Linked DNA regions of Homo sapiens: region 2 is linked to region 1. Evidence: chromatin loops called from intact Hi-C (ENCODE). Cell type or tissue: OCI-LY7. All regions are shown on one strand. Each heading gives the region's core, and the rest is flanking DNA. Links, peaks and the distances in the headings are about the cores only.

Evidence for each region. Hi-C counts contacts between places; a loop is a spot of excess contacts. Peaks named below come from ENCODE experiments on the same cell type or tissue, not always from the same donor. Only the 100,000 strongest peaks of a DNase experiment are listed, where the experiment ranks them.
Region 2: it touches region 1 in a loop (4-fold over the local background); 2 of 110 quality-filtered maps call a loop at or near these places.

Annotation. Positions count from the first base shown.
Region 1 is chr14:77,650,579-77,660,553 of GRCh38, forward strand. It overlaps the pseudogene COX6CP11. Among named protein-coding and RNA genes, the nearest start is that of SPTLC2, 39 kb to the left of the region's middle. In OCI-LY7, for the core only: CTCF peaks have their summits at 3,067, 4,582 (motif pointing right) and 4,790; a DNase peak (open chromatin) is centred at 4,603.
Region 2 is chr14:77,975,133-77,985,107 of GRCh38, forward strand. No RefSeq gene overlaps it. Among named protein-coding and RNA genes, the nearest start is that of ADCK1, 180 kb to the left of the region's middle. RefSeq lists an enhancer at 5,497-6,015. In OCI-LY7, for the core only: a CTCF peak has its summit at 4,675 (motif pointing left); no DNase peak of the experiment used is centred there.

The DNA of each region.
Region 1 (9,975 bases), core at 2,105-6,104:
CAGGCTGGGCATGGTGTTTCACACCTGTAATCCCAGCACTTGGGAGGCCAAGGCAGGTGGATCACAAGGTCAAGAGATGGAGACCATCCTGGCCAACACAGTGAAACCCTGTCTCTACTAAAAATACAAAAATTAGCTGGGCGTGGTGGCAGGCACCTGTGATCCTAGCTGCTCGGAAGGCTGAGGCAGAAGAATCACTTGAACCTGGGAGGCGGAGGTTGCAGTGAGCTGAGATCGTGCAACTGTACTCCAGGCCTGGTGACAGAGACAGACTCCATCTCAAAAAAAAAAAAAAAAAAAAAAAAAGTTGTATCTCTTATTAGTAAACAATGTAACGGCTCTCCCAGTTTTTAAGCATCAAGCTCTCATGAGTCTAGAAGTGTGTCACAGTAATCATTGCTCTACCCATGTCTGGCATTTTACCCTGTATTGAGTACTTTACCCTTGATGCCGCTGGCACTCTGTGGAGAAGACGCATTATTCTCATAGCCTGTGAGCAGGAACCGCGTATTATCATTGTTTCCTCAGCCAATGCTTGTGGAATGAATAAATGAACGTCTGCTAAAGTGAGTCCCCGCTGCCTCCCAGTACCCTGCCATCCTCTGCTTTGTTCTGAAGGGAAGCCAGCAAATTACCTGAGTATGGTGATATTTTATTATTACAGGGGGAAACGTGATGCCAATGGATCTCTTAGTTTTGGTAAATATGAGTAAATAGAAGTCTTGTTCTGGGAAAATGGTGTAAAAAGACTTTCCCATGAGTTAGAAAAGGCCATTTTATATGTAGAGTTTTTTCGTCTTGTTTTGCTTTTTTGTTTGAGACATAATCTTGCTCTGTTGCCAGGCTGGAGTGCAGTGGCACGATCTCGGCTCACTGCAACCTCCGCCTCCCGGGTTCAAGCGATTCTTGTGCCTCAGCCTCCTGAGTAGCTGGGATTACAGGCGCCCGCCACCACGCCTGGCTAATTTTTGTATTTTTAGTAGAGATGGGGTTTCACCATGTTGGTCAGGCTGGTCTCGAACTCCTGATCTCAGGTGATCCACCCGCCTTGGCCTCCCGAAGTGCTGGGATTACAGGCGTGAGCCACTTCACCCGGCCTATATGTAGAGCTTGTATGACTAGTTGCTCTAAGGACCTTAGGAGTCCTCTGGAAGGAAAGGTTCCAATACTACCTTGTCTGATTCCTCCCCAACTGAAACCAGAGCATTCTGTCGGAATGATTCTGGGTGGCTTTTGACTAAGACCTTGTAGCAGCATTGTGATTTCAACCTAGGGCTGCTGGAATAAAATTACCGTGAGAGAGAGAGAGAGACAGATTTTCATTTATGATTCAAATTAAAGTAAAATGACAAACTAGGCTGGGCACGGTGGCTCACACCTGTAATCGCAGCACACTGGGAGGCTGAGGTAGATGGATCACTTGAGGTCAGGAGTTGGAGACCAGCCTGGCCAACATGGCAAAACCTGTCTCTACCAAAATACAAAAATTAGCCAGGCATGGTGGTGCATGCTTGTAGTCTCAGCTACTCGGGAGGCTGAGGCAGGAGAATTGCGTGAATCCAGGAGGCAGAGGTTGCAGTGACCCGAAATCCTGCAACCACACTCCAGCCTGGGCAACAGTGCAAGACTCTGTCTCCAAAAACAACAACAACAACAAAAAAAAACGTAAAATGACAAACTCATACACACACATGCTAATCTGGAATGCTATAAACCAAACTGAAAACACTGGTTATCTTGTAGTGGGATGGCTGACCACTTTCACTTTCTACTTTAAACATTTGTGGTTTTGTTTGTTTGTTTGTTTGTTTGTTTTTTGAGATGGAGCTTCGCTCTTGTTGCCCAGGCTGGAGTGCAATGGTGTGATCTCGGTTCACTGCAATCTCCGCCTCCTAGGTTCAAGTGATTCTCCTGCCTCAGCCTCCTGAGTAGCTGGGATTACAGGCATGGGCCACCATGCCCTGCTAATTTTACATTTTTAGTAGAGATGGGGTTTCTCCATGTTGGTCAGGCTGGTCTCAAACTCCTGACCTCAGGTGATCCGCCCGCCTTGGCCTCCCAAAGTGCTGGGATTATAGGCATGAGCCACCGCACCTGGCCTGTGTTTCGATTTTTTAAAAAATATGTTGTTTCTTTATCAAGAGAAACTATTTCTTAGCCCACACATTCATGTTTCTAGTTCAAGAACACAAGTCAGTGACAAACTTCTAGGTGATGCAACTCAAATAAATTTTTTATATTCCCAAATCACTTTGCACTCTGAAAGATACCAGCCTTCCTCATTTCCTCAAAAATCTTTCATTGAACTCATAATTACTGTAGAAATCTGTGTATGTCTTTTTTCTTGGTTCAGCCACAGCAAACTTATAGAGAGCTGCGACCCCCGCAGATACAATGAGTTCTCAAACAAGATGAAAGCACAGGTGCTTGGCCAGAAGGCCACGCATCGGGTTTCGTCAAAGCACCGGAAGCCATGGCAGTTACTGTCCTTGATAGGTATGCCAGCCTTAACAACAACGTCCTTCTTGGCTGATGGGAAAATGGACGGCTGTGTTTGAATTTTTTGCAGGAAAACCATACTACTGTCATAATCCAGAAGAACAAAGAGACCTTGTATTTCCACTTTGAAGAAAAGGAAGAAAAGGGCTGGGTGCAGTGGCTCATGCCTGTAATGTCAGCACTTTGAAGGCTGAAGCAGGTGGATCACCTGAGGTCAGGAGTTTGAGACCAGCCTGGCCAACATGGTGAAACCCCATCTCTACCAAAAATACAAAAATTAGCCAGGCGTGGTGGCGGGCGCCTCTAGTCCCAGCTACTCAGGAGGCTGAGGCAGGAGAATTGCCATGCCGAGATCACACCACTGCGTTCCAGCCTAGGCGACAGAGTGAGACTCCATCTCAAAAAAAAAAAAAAAAAAAAAAAGAGGAAACGGATGCAACTTAGCAAATGAGCACTCCAGGTGAGCCAAAAAGGAGTTTATTTAATGCATGTTGCCTAAGTTAAAGTGAGTGAAGACAGAAGACAGGAAAGCGGCAAGAAAGGAAGTAAGGAGAGGGGACGAAGGCAGGCTGCTCCCCCAGTGGCAGGAGGAAGGGCAGCAGGGACGGGGCCCTGGGTCAGGGAGGCAGCCCTCTGGGACACGCTGGAGTCCTGAGGGAGCACCTGGGGATGAGTGCCAACTCCTGGCTGGTTTGGGGCTAATTAGGTTAGAGGTGGGGAATGGAGGATCAGCTGTTTTGATAACTAGCCCCAACTTATACCTTGTCCTTACACTGCAAACTGTGCCCACAGCTTCTGCCTTCATTTGCTAAGTATATCTGACTGGCTCTGTGCAGGGAAACAAGATTTTTGGCTGTAGGTGGGAGATTTAGAATCAGGGTTCAGACACGAAGGGCCTGAGAAAGATGGTAGTAGGCAGAGCTAGCTCTTCCTGCCTGCCATTCAATCCAGGAAATGCGTGGTGGGTCTAGCAGGCTCCAAGCACAGGGCTGTGGTGCTTCATGCTGGGCATTCAGAGGCAGGAGAACAGGCCTCTCTCTGAAGGGGCTCTCAGCGGGCAGGAAGCAAGGGCGCCTGCTGAAGAGCCCTGGCCCAGGGAGCACGTGGGCACCACACAGCTCTTGCTCCCCGGGTCACCTCGGGCCCATGATTTAGCCCCTCTCTTCTCCTTTGCCACATCTGTAAAACGAGGATGACAGCAGCGCCTGGCGTTGAGGGTTACTGTGAGACCACATGAGGTAATCCCTGTGGAGCCTTCAGCTGGCGTTAAGGGCTCAATAGATGTTAGCGATTGTTCTGCACAAAAGTGCTTCAGGAACCAGCAAGGAGCCACTGTTAACTCTCACAGGGGCTGGAGCAAGCCACAAAGAAGCTGTTACGTGAGTCTTTATGGAGGAGTCAAGGTTTGTTTGATTGATGGACAAAGGTGGGTGGTTAATTGTCAGCAAAAGAGAGGCACAAGAATTGCTTGAACCCAGGAGGCGGAGGTTACAGTGAGCCAAGATCGTGCCAGTGCACTCCAGCCTGGGTGACACAGCCAGACTCCGTATCAAAAAAAAAAAAAAAAAAAGGAGGCAGGGAATCTATGGTGTGTTTGGTGTGGCAAACAGTGTGGCAGTGGAGGATGACAGTGTGTGTGTGTGTGTGTGTAGCAGAGCGGGTGGGAGAGGGGTTGCAGAATTCAAACGTGTGTATGTGCACTTTATGTAGCAGAGATGACGTGTATGTGTGTGTGTAACAGGTGGTGGACAGAGGTCTGTGTGTAACAGGTGGTGGAGGGAGGGGTGTGTGTGTGTGTGTGTGTGTGTGTGTGTGTGTGTGCTGGAAGCTGGCTCTGAGCCATCCTGGAGATATAGGCTGGCTTAAACCTGGAAGGGCCTCCTGGCTGGCCCTGGGATAACATAAAGCAGGCTAAGGGACTTAAAGGCATGTGGGAACACAGGGAGCTTGGGAGGTTTTGCTCTTTGCTTTTGAGGTTTCTAAGCCAGGAACAACAGGATCAGATCTGTGTTCTGGAAAGCAGGTTCTGGAAGAGGTGCAGGAGAGTAGCAAAGAGCCTCTGGCTGTTGTCTCCCGACTGGTCACTAGAGGGAGGCCTGGGCTCAGAAGTGACACCACACCCACCTATTGTTGAGGGGCTGGCTGCTAGTCTTGGGCTGTGAAGAGGCATGCAGCCCCTGCATACACTTGCTAGATTACAGGTAAGAGGAGGAAGGAAAGGAACACCCCGATGTACTGTGGAGACCTAGACCTCTGTGCGTCATCTCCTTTCCAGGAGGTGAGGCCTCCTTCTCCTCCTGCCCTGCCTCAGACCCACACCATGAGTGTGGGCACTCCACAGCCCAGCCTGCAGGGCTAAGCTTTGGCCAGTTCCCACCAAGAGCTGCCCTGGGCTTGGGGGTGTGTACACAGGCGGGAGGATGAACTTGAGGATGAGGCTGCAGAGGCTGAGAAGCAGGCTCGGGGCCACTTGGGAAGAGGATGTTGGGGTCCTGGGTCCTCAGAGCGCAAGGAGGCCAAGGTCTCTGGGCAGGCACTTCCCTTGGGCTGATAGGGAGGGCTAGAGCAAAGGAGAGCGTCTCTTAAGGATGTGTTCTCTCACTCAGACCTCGAGCAAAAGAATCTTGTAGTATTTCTGCCTTCACAGGCTACATCCCGCACAAAGCCGAGCAGTTAGCGGGTTTTCAGTAAGAGCTGTTTGAAGGAATGGCTTTTTTTTTTTGGAGACAGAGTTTTGCTGTTGTTTCCCAGGCTGGAGTGCAATGGTGCGATCTTAGCTCACCGCAACCTCCGCCTCCCAGGATCAAGTGATTCTCCTGTCTCAGCCTCCCGAGTAGCTGGGATTACAGGCATGCATCACCATGCCCGGCTAATTTTGTATTTTTAGTAGAGATGGGGTTTCTCCATGTTGGTTAGGCTGGTCTCGAACTCCTGACCTCAGGTGATCTGCTTGCCTCGGCCTCTCAAAGTGCTGGGATTACAGGCATGAGCCACCGCGCCCAGCAGGAATGGCTTCTCTTTCTCCAACTCTGGACCAGCTTCTTGTATGAGAGCCCAGTTACTTTTCCTTTATCGAGGTCTCTGTGGTTTTAAGAAAGATCTGCAAGTTCTTTGCTGCTCTCCTGAAGATGGGGAGCCTAATTCTTCTCCTGGGGTAGACTCAGAGACTGGCTTCTAAAAACATAAAGCAAAAGTGATGGTGTGCAACTGCAGAAACTAGGTCACAAAAGGCACTGGAACTTCCTGTTCTTTCTTACTTGGATCATTGCTCAGGGAAGACCCTTGCCATGTCATGAGGACATGCAGCAGCTCTGTGGAGATGCCCACGTGTGTGGAACTGAGGCCTTCTGCCCTCAGCCAGGTTGGAAGCCGATGCCCCAGCCGCATCAAGCTTCAGACAACTGCGGCCTGGACCAACGTCCTGCCTGTAACCTCCTGAGCCTCCCTGAGCCTCACCAACCACTCAGGCAAGCTGCTCCCAGAGGCACTGTGTGAGAACATAAAGATTCATCGTTTTAAGTAAATGTGGCCATATTTCCAGCAATAAACAACTGATACAGGCTTCAAGAGGACACTCTCTTATTTTTTCCTGGGTTTTGCAGCCAAGAAATAAAACAAAAAGTAAATATGGAAGGTGAAATAGCACTTTCATTAGTGATAAGAGGCCAAATTGCAGGATGTGACTTAAGCCAATTGAGCCTGACAATCCCAAACCCCAGAATTTAGGTGGATACCCACACAGACCCAAGGAACACTGGGTGGAGCAGAGACCTCCCCTTGCAGAGTAGAAGCATGAAGAAGGGGAGAAAACTTCTCAACAGGTGGAATCATGCCCAACAGAGACAAAAGTATGGATCTGAGCCAAAGATACCCAGGTATTCTCAAAATTAACAGTGGGAACAGGCTGGGCATGGTGGCTTACACCTGTAATCCTAGCACTTTGGGAGGGTGATGTGGGCAGATCACTTGAGCCCAGGAGTACGAGACCAACCTGGGCAACATGGTGAAACCCCATCACTACAATAAATAGAAAAATGAGCTGGGTGTGGTGGTGCATGCCTGTGGTCCCAGCTACTCGGGAGGCTGAGGTGGGAGGATTGCTTGAGCCCAGGAGGCGGAGGCTGCAGTGAGCCATGATCATGCCACTGCACTGCAGCCTGGACAACAAAGCAAGAACCTGTCTCAAACAAACAAACAAACAAACAACCTTCCTCCCCTCCCCACCAAAAAACCAGTGGGAACAGTCACTGCTCCTCCCCCACACCCACCAGGAGAGGAGGGAGCAGTGGGGCAGAGAGAGTTCCGGAAGTTCCACTCATTAAGCTTCCTTTGCAGGAAGGAAACATCAGAAATGAGGAAGACGGTTCCCCCGTCATATCCTTTCCTTACATCAGTGGTCCTGTCCTCTGCCCATGACATCTTTCTTCCTTGTGGGGTCAGTGACCAGATGACTTCTGCATCCCTGGTGTTTTTCTGATCGTCTTATTCTTCTGCCTGTCCCTACTGTGTCCTGGGAACTCTCTGTTAACTTGAGGCTTTCCACGGTGCTGCATATAGACAAGGCCCTGACTCAGGACACAGAGAGAATCATGATGCTTCCAACGAACTTGCTATTTTGAGAATAAGGTTTCATTTTCTTTTTTCCTGGCCGTCTTTGTCCAAGCCTTTTTTTTTTTTTTTTTTTTTTTTGAGATGGAGTTTCACTCTTGTTGCCCAGGCTGGAGTGCAATGGTGCGATCTCGGCTCACCACAACCTCCGCCTCCCAGGTTCAAGCGATTCTCCTGCCTCAGCCTCCCCAGTAGCTGGGATTATAGGCATGTGCCACCATGCCTGGCTAATTTTGTATTTTTAGTAGAGACAGGGTTTCTCCATGTTGGTCAGGCTGGTCTCGAACTGCCGACCTCGGGTGATCCGCCCGCCTTGGCCTCCCAAAGTGGTGGGATTACAGGCGTGAGCCACCGCGCCCGGCCTTGTCCAAGCCTTTGAGGCTATTGTTTTGTTAAATCATCCATGCGGATGGAACAAACCAACTTTGCAAGAATGTTGTATGAGTGTGAAATCTTCACTTAAAAAAACAAAACAAAACAAAACAAATACTTTCTAAGGGAGGATCCTTTTGTTTTATGGGTGGGAATGTGGTTCTGGAATTTACTTAATGTCCAGCAAGAAGAGGCAGTGAGCCAGCAGAAAATGAAAAACCTGCCATCCATTTTGATAGCTTGGTGATAATATATACATCTTCTGCATATGTATAGCTATTTCAAAGGCTGATTACATTTATTTCCTGTAAAATGGGAATCCAGTGAAATAGCTATACTTTCTTCTGCTGCTCTTTAAAATTCATGCTTCTCACCCACTGAATCACTAGTCAATGTCGTTGCATCTCCACCCTTGGATATTCCAATCCTCTCTTCTTCACAGTTGATTTGAAAAACAAAAAGCTTGCTATGAGTTAGTATTCAAGGCTGGTAGCCTTTAGGTCATCTTTGATATTTCTATCTAAATTATGTGTCTACAAAATCCTCATCATTCTTGCTTTTCTCTCTTAGATTCACTCTTCCACTTATTTTTTTCTTCAAATTTACACAAGGAAAACCTGAACGCAAAGTACAGAATTGCATAGAGTAAAAAGTGAGAGGTGCCCATGACAGTTGTTTGTTTCATGGCTACAGATTCTCCCTATCCCAATCCATAGGCCCTTTGGCAACGTAGCTGTGCCATGCATGTCACCAAGAGTTTCAGTCTGTTTCCTCATCCCTTGAAACCGGGCTAACTTCTGACTTGCCTTGAACAGCAGAGCATGACAGACATGATATTGTTGAGTTCTAGAGCCTCGGCCTTCAGGACTCCTGCTGCTTCTGCTTTGGTGGTCTTGGACTGCTGTCCTGGGACACCACAGAAGCCACTCTAGCCTCCTGGGTGATGAGAGGCCATGTGGGCACCTGGGGAAGCCCAGCTGGCAGCCAGCACTAGGTGAATGCAGCTGCATCAGTGAGTTCAGGGGAACCTAGTCGAGGAGCTACCAAGCCAACCCACAGAATCAGGAAAAATAACAAGTTATTGTTCTAAGACTCTAAGTTTGTCATGCAGCAAAGGACAACTGAAACTGTCACCATCACCTCTCTGTTGATCCCACTCTTCTTAGACCTTTTTCTTTTTTTAAATTTAATTAATTTTTTGGGGGGATAGGGTCTTTCTCTGTTGCCCAGGCTGGAGAGCAGTGGCACGATCATAGTTCACTGCAGACTCGACCTCCCAGGCTCAAGCAATCCTCCCACCTCAGCCTCCCAAGTAGCTGGGACTACAGGTGTATGCCACCATGCCTGGCTAATTTGTTATTATTATTATAATATTTTGTAGAGACAGGGTCTTGCTATGTTGCCCAGGCTGGTCTCAAACTCCTGGGCTCAAGCGATCCTCCCACCTGGGCCTCCCAAAGTGTTGGGATTACAGGTGTGAGCCACTGTGTCCAGCCTTCTCAGACCTTTTTCTTCACATTATCAATATCCATGTGTATATACTAAAGTTAAAAAAATCTTAGGAGGCTGAGGCAGGCGGATTGCCTGAGCTCAGGAGTTCACGACCAGCCTGGGCAACATGGTGAAACCGTCTCTAGTAAAATACAAAAAATTAGCTGGGCGTGGCGGCGTGTGCCTGTAGTCCCAGCTACTTGGGAGGCTGAGGCAGGAGAATTGCTTGAACCCGGGAGTGGAGGTTGCAGTGAGCCGAGACTGCACCTCTGCACTCCAGCCTGGGCAACACAGCAAGACTCCATCTCAGGAAAAAAAAAAAATCGGTGGGATCACACTTTACATACTGACATATTTTCACATGATACACATGGATTGCATAATTCTTTTAAACCCCATAGAGTCCATCATTATACAGATGAGCCACAGTGTATTTAGCTAGTTCCTGTTAACGGACATTTAGGCAATTTCTATTTTTTCACTACTATAAACAGTGTTGCAATAAATGATCTTGTGCTTTCAAGTTTCTCTTCTCTGATCCATCCTGTTTACCACTGCCTGGGTTAAGGGAGGGGCAGAAACAGAATATCAGTAGGCACTTGGGGGCTTCTGGATAATTACTGCAGGGATTTGGTCCTTGTACCTGACCCCTAGAGGCTAACCTCTGCTCTCAAGAAAACAGAGATTTGTGCACCGCTGGCCACCACTGCTCCTCTCCCTCATTACCATCCTCTTGGGCATGATTAAAGGATTGGAGATGACACACAAAGATTTGTAAAGGAAGACGGAGCTACAGTTGCATATTAGGGATGCTGAAGAAGCACAGGGACCCCAGCAGCCTTCGTGGTGTGGGCCTATTTAAGAGGGTCTGCACTCACAGAGCACTCAAAATTCCCTGGAGTGGCCAGGCGTGGTGGCTCACACCTGTAATCCCAGCACTTTGGAAGGCTGAGGTGGGTGGATTGCCTGAGGTCAGGAGTTCAAGACTAGCCTGGCCAACATGGT
Region 2 (9,975 bases), core at 2,615-6,614, 330 kb after region 1:
CTGATTTTCCCTGTGTCATACTTTCCTTATGTTGGATGGTATTGGAAGAGCCATGGGAATTGAGCCAAGCACATATATATGTGTGTGTGTGTGTGTGTGTGTGTGTGTGTATGTGTATATATCTATATATATATCTATATATCTATATATCTATATCTATATATATATATATATGCTTGAATATGCATTAAACATCTCTGGAAGGACCTGCAGGAATTTAGTGACATTGGTTGCCTCTTGGGGCAAGTGAATGGCTGAGGACAGGACTGGGAGGAGGAGTTTTCACTTTTGAATAAACGGTGAACTTTTAATCTATTTTAAAGTAAAAGTAAAATGAAAACCAGAGAACATTTTTACATTTAATACCTGTAGAGCAAAACCCATTATTTTCTTTTAAAAAAAACCCTTCTTTGTATTTTTAAATTTATTTTTCATAGAGACGAGGTCTTGCCATGTTGGCCAGGCTGGTCTCAAACTCCTGGCCTCAAGTGACCCTCCTGTCTTGGCCTCCCAAAATGTTGGGATTGTAGGCAGGAGCCACTGCACCGAGCCTCTCTTTTTAGATTAAAGAATAAATAAATAAGAATCCCTTAACTCACCTACCTGTGAAGATGGATGCCCTATGTGTGGCTTTCCCAGGACAATCTGTTTATGCCTCATCTTCTGGTGTAATTATTAATAGTGCCTCACTTCTCTCTCAGCAGTTGGATGATAAACTATCTGGTTACCCTACCTGTTAAATACATCACAGCCCATGAGAAGTCCAGTCCAGCCAGTGATGAAACAGATGCCTGATTCTTTGCCTGATTGCTGGATGCAGTAGTGCCTTGAGCTTAGGGACCCTTGTATGGAGAAAAAAATGTGTGTTTTCAATAATAAATGGATGTCAGTGAGGTGGGCAATGATCACACCAAGAGAGGTACATGGGAACTGGAAAATACTGAAGATACACAAGTTTCACCTTTGCTATCTCAGGTCAATGCTGGGGCATTGCTTACTGAAAGGAATGGTAGATGAATCACTGTGTTATTTAGCTGATTGCTTTCTCTCTCTCTCTCTCTTTTGCTGTTTAATGCATGCACAAATGTTACATGCACTTATGTCATGACTGAACTCTGCAGAACTTACTGTGCCACGTTGGCATTCTGCATTTGCCTCTTGACTCTGAACTCTTGTCTGAGTTTTCCTGTGTCCCAGCAACAGTCACATTTACTAAATGTTTGCTGAATGAATGCATGAACCCCATGGAGACCTAGGCTGACATCTGGTCCTCTCTTCTGCACAGAGTCTGACTGTCATGGGTATCATCATCTTTGAGACTGTAATCTTTATGAAGGCAGAGACTAGGTTTACTTGAATGAGCAAAGTAACCCCAATGCAGAGTACTATGTCTGCTACATAGCAAGTGCTAATAAATATCAGTTCAGTAAATAAGTGGGTGAATAAATGAATGAATGAATGAATAAATGTTTGCATCAGTCACCTGAGGACCAATTGCACACTAGTCATTCCCTTTGCAAGTCTACCTGGCCCTGGCATGTAATGACAGAATATAGAGGAAGATTTCATGGAAGATGTAGGGTCAGGGACCTTCTTGAATAAATACAAAGTGCCTTACCCACTGTCGGGGCTTCCTATATAGCTCAGCAAAGAGCCTTCTGTGCCTGCAGTTTTTTTTTTTAGAGCTTCTCTTTCCAACTGCCACATGCATGATGGATGATGTTCCCATGTCAGGGAATATACTCCCGTGGGGATACTCAAATTTTGATAAAGTCTAAAAATACTGGGAGAAAGAAAATGCTATACTACTTTCTAAATGCCACAACTATTAATAATACACCTGTCATAATTACTCACTTGGATGTGCCATAATCAAAATGGGTTGTGGGTTATGCAGTTACCAGTGAACTAGCTGTCATGCCATCCTCTTGCTTCCACTCAAGAATACGTGTCAAATCCAAGTGACTGTGGGGTTTTAGAGAGGATCTTGAATTCACTCTAGTTTTCCAAAAAGCAGCTAATGCCCAAATTTTAGTTCCTTCGCTGTTAATAGTAACAAATTACAACTGGGACACTCTAAGGCAGAGAACCACCCATTCTTTGGTTAGTATTGCCTCTTTAGACATCCACTTTAAAACTGTAAATGCTCTAAAGAAATACACCCTACAGGACACACCACTAACTCCCTATCCACTTCTCTGCATAACAATGGGTGTGTGTGTGTGTGTGTGTGTGTGGGTGTGTGTGTGTAAAAGAGAGACAGAGAGAGCAAGAGAGTCAGTCTGAGAGAGGGGAGAGAAGTGGGGGTAGGGTTGCTAGGAAGGAGATGGAGCTTGATTTCTAATACTTTCACCTATGAACTGTGTGGCCTTGGGCAAGTCACTTAACCTCACTAAGCCTCAGTTTCCTCATAAGTAAATGGGGCTGATAATAAAAGTACCTACCTCATAAGATTGTTGCAATAAAACCAATATAGTGCTTACCTTAGTTCTTGGCACATACTAAGCCTTCAATACATGTGGGCTATTTTTTTTTTCTGTATGTTTGCTCATTCTTCTGATACACTGAAGACAAAGTATAAGAAGACTGGTTGGGACACTTCCTAGTCGTCATTGACAATCTGCCATTCAGTTTGGGCTGAGGCTTATTTCTGGGACAAAATCCAAAAGAATGGGCAGAACCTTGTACGGTGTCAATGAGGGAGGCTTGCTTTTATTGTCCAAGTCACATGTGGTATGCACAGACTCTCCTGGGGACACTGAGCTTTTTTGAGGAGCCCTAAATGTGGGAATAGGGCAAGAGTTTGAGAGGAGTTGTTGGAATCCAAAGCATAAGTTCTAGAAAGCAGGAGTCTCCCTAGAACAGTCTTTTGTGGGGAGCAAGAAAGGAGAAAGTGTTAGGTTCCAAAGAGAGGGGTTTGCCATCCTATGAGTCACTGATTGCTGGTGCATAGCCTGGAAGCCCTCTCCCCTGGAACAATGAGCTTCAAATGGCTAAGGGCAGTGGCTTGAGAGGCTGTGCCTATAGCCCTATCTCAGTCCATTCCGGCTGATATAACCAATTACCATAGACTGGGGGGCTTAAACACCAAACATTTACTTCTTACAGTTCTGGAGGCTGGGAAATCTGAGCTCAGGATACCAGCACGGTTGGGTTGTGGTAAGGGCCCTCTTCCAGGCTGCAGACAGCTGCCTTGTATCCTCACATGGCAGAAAGAGAGCTCACTAGCTCCATGGGGCTGCTTATGAGGGCACTAATCCCATTCATGAAGGCTCCACCTATGTGACCTATTACCTCCTGAAGGCCCCATCTCCAAATACCATCACACTGGGACTGGGGCTTCAACACATGAATTTTGGGAGACACAAACATTCAGTCCACTGCAAGCCTACAATGGACCACCTTGAGGCTCAGATTAGCAAGCCATGAGCTTAGAGTTTGGAAGCTTGTCACTAATCGTAGGCCCTTCACTAGGCCAAGGGGCCTGTAGCCTTGGTCTTCTCACCTGTGAAATGAGAGAATGGATGGTCTCTGAGCGTCCTTCCATTTCTGACATTCTGTGGCTGGGAGATGGTGAAGGAGAGAGATACGCTTTTGATGACCTGACCTTTCTGCATCTTCCTGTTTCTCCTTCTTGCCACTATTTCCAGGCCCTAGGGACATTCCTGATGCTACCAGATGGTCTAGGACTCCAAAATTTGTGGTCATCTCAGCCTTAGTGCTGTCCAAGTACTGGTCATTGTGAAATTTTCCTCCTTGACTGCCTCTCCTTATCCACTCATGAGGATGAGTTTCTCACTTCTCGTCTCATCTTTCAGTCACGACAATGGTGGCATTAGTTCGTTCATTATCATTCCAATGTTTTCTGAGCCCTAATGGGGCACCAAGCATCATGCTAAGGGCAGAGGGTACAGTGGGCATTGGGTTACAGAGGCATAGACCTGTGCTGATGGAGTCCGTATGGTGGTGACAGAATCATCCGGTGACAGATACGACGAGCAAGGACTGAGCTCTGTGGGGGTAGTTATTAGGGGATGTTAGATGGGGGAGGGGCAGGACAGGTACAATGACTTTGAGGATGGGATGCTGAAGCTGAGACTTAATGGTAGATGGACACCCTCAGTTCCATGAGGGCAAAGATTTTTGACTCTTTTTTGCTGCTGTATCCCAGTGCCTTGAACAGTTGGCACTCCATGAATAGTTGCTGAATGAAAGAATACATTGAGTCGCACAACTGAAGTCCCTGTGGCATGAAAGAAGCTGAGATAAGGCCAGTGTCTCTGCAAGGCTGTCTTCTGGAGGCTCAAAGCAGCAAAGTTGAAGAGACGAGGCTGGGTAGGGGGCTGGCCTCGTGCGGATTTCCCCAAACGCAGACACTGAGACACGGAGTGGGGTGCAGGTGGTTGTTATTTGGGAAGCACAAGTGAGGAAATGTGAGAAAGGAGGAGAGAAGACAGAAATGCCAGTAAATAAAGGGCAGATTAATGATGGGTTGCCGCTGTGGGCACCTGGGGCTGAAGCCCACTTTGTGGAACGTGAGGGATAAGATGGGGTATTTATCTATTGACTCTTGCTCCTGTGGGTTGAGGAGCGTCCCTGGGGGTGTTAAATCCCTAACCCTTGTGGGCTGCCCTGCTTAGAGGCTGAACAAGCTCCTGTGGTGCTGGAAAACGCCCTCAAGTGGAGGAGCACTAGAGGTGGGAGCTGCCCCCTAGGGGTCTCAGTAATCCTCCGCCGCAGCTGCAGATGAGCTCAGAAGAGGGTGGAGGAGGTCTGGGGCGGGCATCAACAGTGGCTGCTGCAGAGGTAAGCAGGGCACCAAACAAGAGAGGGTGGTGGCTTTGATTATGGTGGTGGCATTGGACGGGGAGAGAAGTACACAGATTTCAGGTACTTTTTGGATGTGGGAGGTGATCAACAATAAAGAGTCCTCCAATAAAGAGAAAGCCCTTTCTCCTCCAGCCCCCACTTTTATTCCACAAATATTTATTGCTGTGGTTTGTGGTTGGGCTTCCTGGGAAGCCAACTGAGACAGAGTTTGTTGCGCAGGCTGTTTGAGGAGTTCGGGACAGATTTAAGAGTGCACAAAGGGAGACCATGCAACAGCCTCAGCTAACCCCACAGAACGCTCGGGAGCTAGACGTGCTCCTCAAAGTTGTTCGGAATTGGAAACAGATGCTGGACCTCCATCAGTCCAACCTGGGGAGGATGCCGTGACTTGGGCCAGGCAGCTCTCTTCAGCGGAGGCAACGCTATTATAGCGTCCACCACAATGCTGAAGGATCTTTTGTATGTCAGGTACTGTTGTAGGTGCTGGGGGTGTTAGAAGGGGCCAGGTGAGAGAGAGGCAATAAACAAACAAATATGTACCATCAGGTAGTGCGAAGTGCAAAGCAGAAGACAAAACAGGGTTAGTTGAATGATGGCTGGACTGGGAGAAGGAAGGTGGGGGTGGTAGTGAGGGAGGCTTAGAAGACAAGAGCAACAGGACCCTGACAGTTTAGGGGCGGGGCATCCTCTCTGCACTGGGCTCCCTGGGAACTGCCCCTTGTGCGTGGTCCCATCTTTTGGCCACAGTTGCTGGCCTCTTTGCAGGAGGTAGAGGCAGCCCCTCTTCTCCCTGAATAAATTTGCTTTGGTGTTGACCTGCAGCCTGGGGTTTCAGGAGTTAGGAAATAGTGCGACAGGCGGAGCTGGAGGTTAGCGCGTCTTCGAGCTGTCGCCTTCCACCCAGAACAGCTGGCCCTGCCTCGGGGCTGACTGTTAACCCTAGGAGGTGGGTGGATTGGCAGGGAGGTCGGCTGGGCCCAAGTCAAGGCCGGGCTGTGTGTGCGTGTGTGTGTGCGCGTGCGTGTTCCTGTGTCCGCGCGCACGCGCTCCTGCGTACTCGGCTGCCACGCGCTTCCTCCGCCCCTTTCACCTGGGCAGGTGCCTGCAGGGGCTATCGCGCCGCCCCAGATTGGGATCCGGGGAGGGCAGAGGCTCCCTCAGCCAGGCCTGGGCTCCGCCTGCTGCCCTCCCCCAGCCCAGGCCCTTGTGGTTGCCAATGAAGGCCGAGAGCCCTAGCTGCGGGGGCAGTCCCGCTGGGTGTCTGCGCCGTCCACGGCCCGGGAGCGCAGGAGCAGCCTCCACCTGGGCAAAGGCTCGGCGGACCGGCGGGCAAGCGGCCCTGGAACAAACTCAGCCCGCCTGCGGTTCCCAGGAGCAGCGGCTCCCGGGCGGTCTCGCCGCTCTCGGCAGGGCAGGGCGCAGTCCAGGGGCCCCTAGAAACTCGCCTTGTTCTCAGCCCACGAGGAATTTAGCATTGATAAAGCCTCAAAAAAAAAAAAAAAAAAAAAAAAAAAGCAACCAATTCCGCCCCTCCGTCGCCCCCCCAAAAACCTGAATCATCTGGCCACCATCCCCGCTGTTTCCCACCACTGGTGGGCTTCCTGGTGACTGCAGAAATGAGGCAGTGGCAGGGCTGAATGAAGACCCTTGGAGGCCTCATCACTGAGACAGGAATGGCGCCCACAATACGAAATAAAAACAGCACTGACTCGGAAAATAAGTGTCAGGAGGACAACAAAAGTTCTGATTTTGGGTGAGGATGAGGGGTGGTGGGCTGCTTTGCTGCTGTCCCTCCCAAGCCAGAGCTCCTAAGCAGCCGTGGATTGAAGGTCCCTGCTCTTTTCCCCCTCAGGCTTTTGTATGGCTGTGTTGCCAGATTTAGCAAATAAAAAAGTACGGGGCACCGGGTTACGTGTAAATTTCAGATAAATGAACCCTTTTATTTTAGCATATGGAAGCCTTATGCATTTGAAACATAGTAAAATAATTCATCCTTTATTGAAAATCAATGAAATTTTTAGTATAAAAATTTAGTATATCTTAAATAATGCATGGGATATACTTACATTAAAAAATCGGTCATTTATCTGAAATTTATATGAAATACAAATTTAATTGGGCATTTGAATTTTATCTAGTAACCCTACTTGAGAGTCAGCTGTCTTGGCCCCTAGTGTCCATAGAGCCAGGAAGGGTGGGCAGAGCCCTCAGGTGCCCCCTCCCCCCATCCCTGCTTTTTTTTGAGACAGGGTCTGGCTCTTTCACCCAGGCTGGAGTGCTGTGGCCGAATCTGGGCTCAAGTGATCCTCCCACCTCAGCCTCCCCAGTCGCTGGGACCACAGGCACGTACCACCACGCTGGGCTCATTTTTCTATTTTTTTTTGTAGAGATAGGGTTTTGCTATGTTGCCCAGATTGGTCTCGAACTCCTGAGCTCCAGTGATCTGCCTGCCTCAGCCTCCCAAATTGCTGGGAGTATAGGTGTGAGCTGCCGGGCAGCCCTCAGGCCTTTTCCATCCCACCCCACTGCCAGCACTGAGAGTGCTCCCTGAGCTGCTTCTGAGTCAGGTTTTGCCCAGAGGTTGGTGAAGGGTGTTGAATCAGGAACCAAAGACCTGGGCTCCGAGGCTCTGCTCTTTCAACACTGAGTGAGTTAGCCTTTCTGAGATCAGCTTCCTCATCTTTAAATGGGTGAATAGCAGGTGTGAGGCCTGCCAGGTGAATGTGTGGCTGGCACACCATCCATCCTAGTACATTCAGCCTGTGCATTTTAAAAAGCAGAAAGCAAGGGTCTCAAACTCAGATGCCTATGGGTGCTGAGGAGTTAAAGGAAATGAGAGCAACTCCCTAAAGGGCATAAACCATGGAGTGGGAGTACCCAGCTGTGATCCAGATCCAGCTCCAGCTAGCTATTACCGCATTAGGTAGAATGAGGGCAGATCTTATAACTTTTCAGAAGAATCTGGACGTCTGGATTTTCACACAAAAACCTGATTAAGAAATACTGGCAACTAATTCATATTTTTCTTTAAACAAAACATTTTAAGCACTGAGTAGCTATAACAAATGAATCAAAATACTTGCAGCCATGTGCCAGGTATTATTCTAACAGCTTATGTGTAGCAATTCATCCAATTACCCTATGAGGTAGATATTATTATGATTTCCATTTTACAGATGAAGAAACTGAGGTACAGAGAGGCCAAGGACTGATGCCATATTTGGGATGCAGGCAGTCAGTTTTTTGTCTTTGAAGACAACTTCCTTTCTGGATTTCCTGCCACTGAGCTTTACTGAGGGCAGCACTATGGCTAAAAGCACAGGCTCAGCAGCTCATGTGGTGCTCCTCTGTGGTTTGCCCTGCATACTTTCCTTTGGAAAACTGTTATTCCCCAATACCTGTGTTTCAGGTGAGGCTCTTAACCAGAGAGCTCTGCCTGTCCCTGCTCTGCAGTGCACGAATGACCCAAGCTGGGGAGAATGAGTCATTTTCAGGGACCAATATGGAAGATGAGGGAGAGAGGGCCTCATGAGCTATGTGAATGGAGCAAGCCTGGGACTGCTTGGGATCATCGTCTTTGTTGCCACATGGAGAGTACCTGCCTGAAAATGGAGCAAACTCAATGGAAAGCAAAATAGAAAGAAAAGATCCCAGTGACATAATTTGAGCTCCTGGATGCAGCCATGCCTAAAGCCAGCCACCCTTAGACTTCTCATTTATTTGTACCAATATATTTTTCTCTCTTTATTATTATTATTTTTTAAAACAGCGTCTCACTCTATCACCCAGGCTGGAGTGCAGTGGTGTGACCACTGCAACCTCCAGGTCCTGGGTTCAAATGATTCTCATGCCTCAACCTCCCCAGTAGCTGGGACTACAGGCATATGCCACCATGCCTAGCTAATTTTTTGGTATTTTTAGGAGAGATGGGGTTCACCATGTTGGCCAGGGTGGTCTCAAACTCCTGACCTCAAGTGATCTGCCTGCTTCGGCCTCCCAAAGTGTTGGGATTACAGGTGTGAGCCACCACCCCCAGCCGTGTATTCCTCCTTTTGACGATTCCAATTTGACTTGAATTTCTACTGATTGCAGTGGACAGAGTCCTGGCAAATACGGTGTCAAAGAAATGTCGCATCACTTCAGGATGTTAGATCCTTTCTACTCAAAGTGGTTCAAGGACCAGTAGCATCAGCATCCCCTGGGAGCTTGTTGAAAATGCAGAATCTCAGGCCCGTCCCAGACCTACTGAACCAGAATCTGCATTTTTAACAAGATCGCAACTACGCTTATACACATTCAAGCTTGAGAAACGTTGGTCTAGACTAGCGTTCTCAGCTCTAGCTGCACATTTAGGTCTCAATACCCAAATCACACCCCAGACCAACTGACTCAGAATCTCTGGGGGTGGGCCCTAGGAGCCAAACTTTTAAAAGCTCCCCAGGTGATAATGATATACAGCCAAGGTTGAGAACCACTGCTCTGATGTGATATGCTTGGTGGCAGCTGAAAGCCTAATTCTTTGCGATTTATCCTAGAGCCAAAGCTTGCTTCTGAGGAGGATACAGCAGAAGGTCTCTCTCTTTCTATCTCTGTCTCTGTCTCTCTCTCTCTCATCCCTTGGGAATGAAGAGGGAGATGCTGTATCCCACAGACAGAACCCACCGGGACCCCAAGGGGGATTTTTAAAAAATACCAAATCCTAGAATACTTTCATTTTCTACCGTTACAAAACATCTTTCTTCCATCTGAGGTCACAACACTGGACTACATGAAAATCTTTTAAACTTTCAAAATTTCAAGTCGCTTCTCCACAGGGCCTTGAACATAAGTACAATCTGAATCTCAAACTAAACTCAAATATATATTTTTTTATTAAACCATGAACTATCCCCAAAATATGTTTTGAGTTTTCATTTTCCTTCTAAAAATCTTCATTGTGGTGGATCAATTCACTCTGGAGCAAATCCAGATGCTTTCTAAAGCCAGTCAACTGGAAGAAAGTGGGAATATCAAAATATTCTCTGAATTGACACTGAGCAACATTGTTTGCATTTTGGGATTTTGCTCTGTCTGGCCACTGTGGGAATTTGGCTGTGGTCTCATGTTTCCAGTGGTTCATCAGATGCTGTATTCTCCCATCTTTCC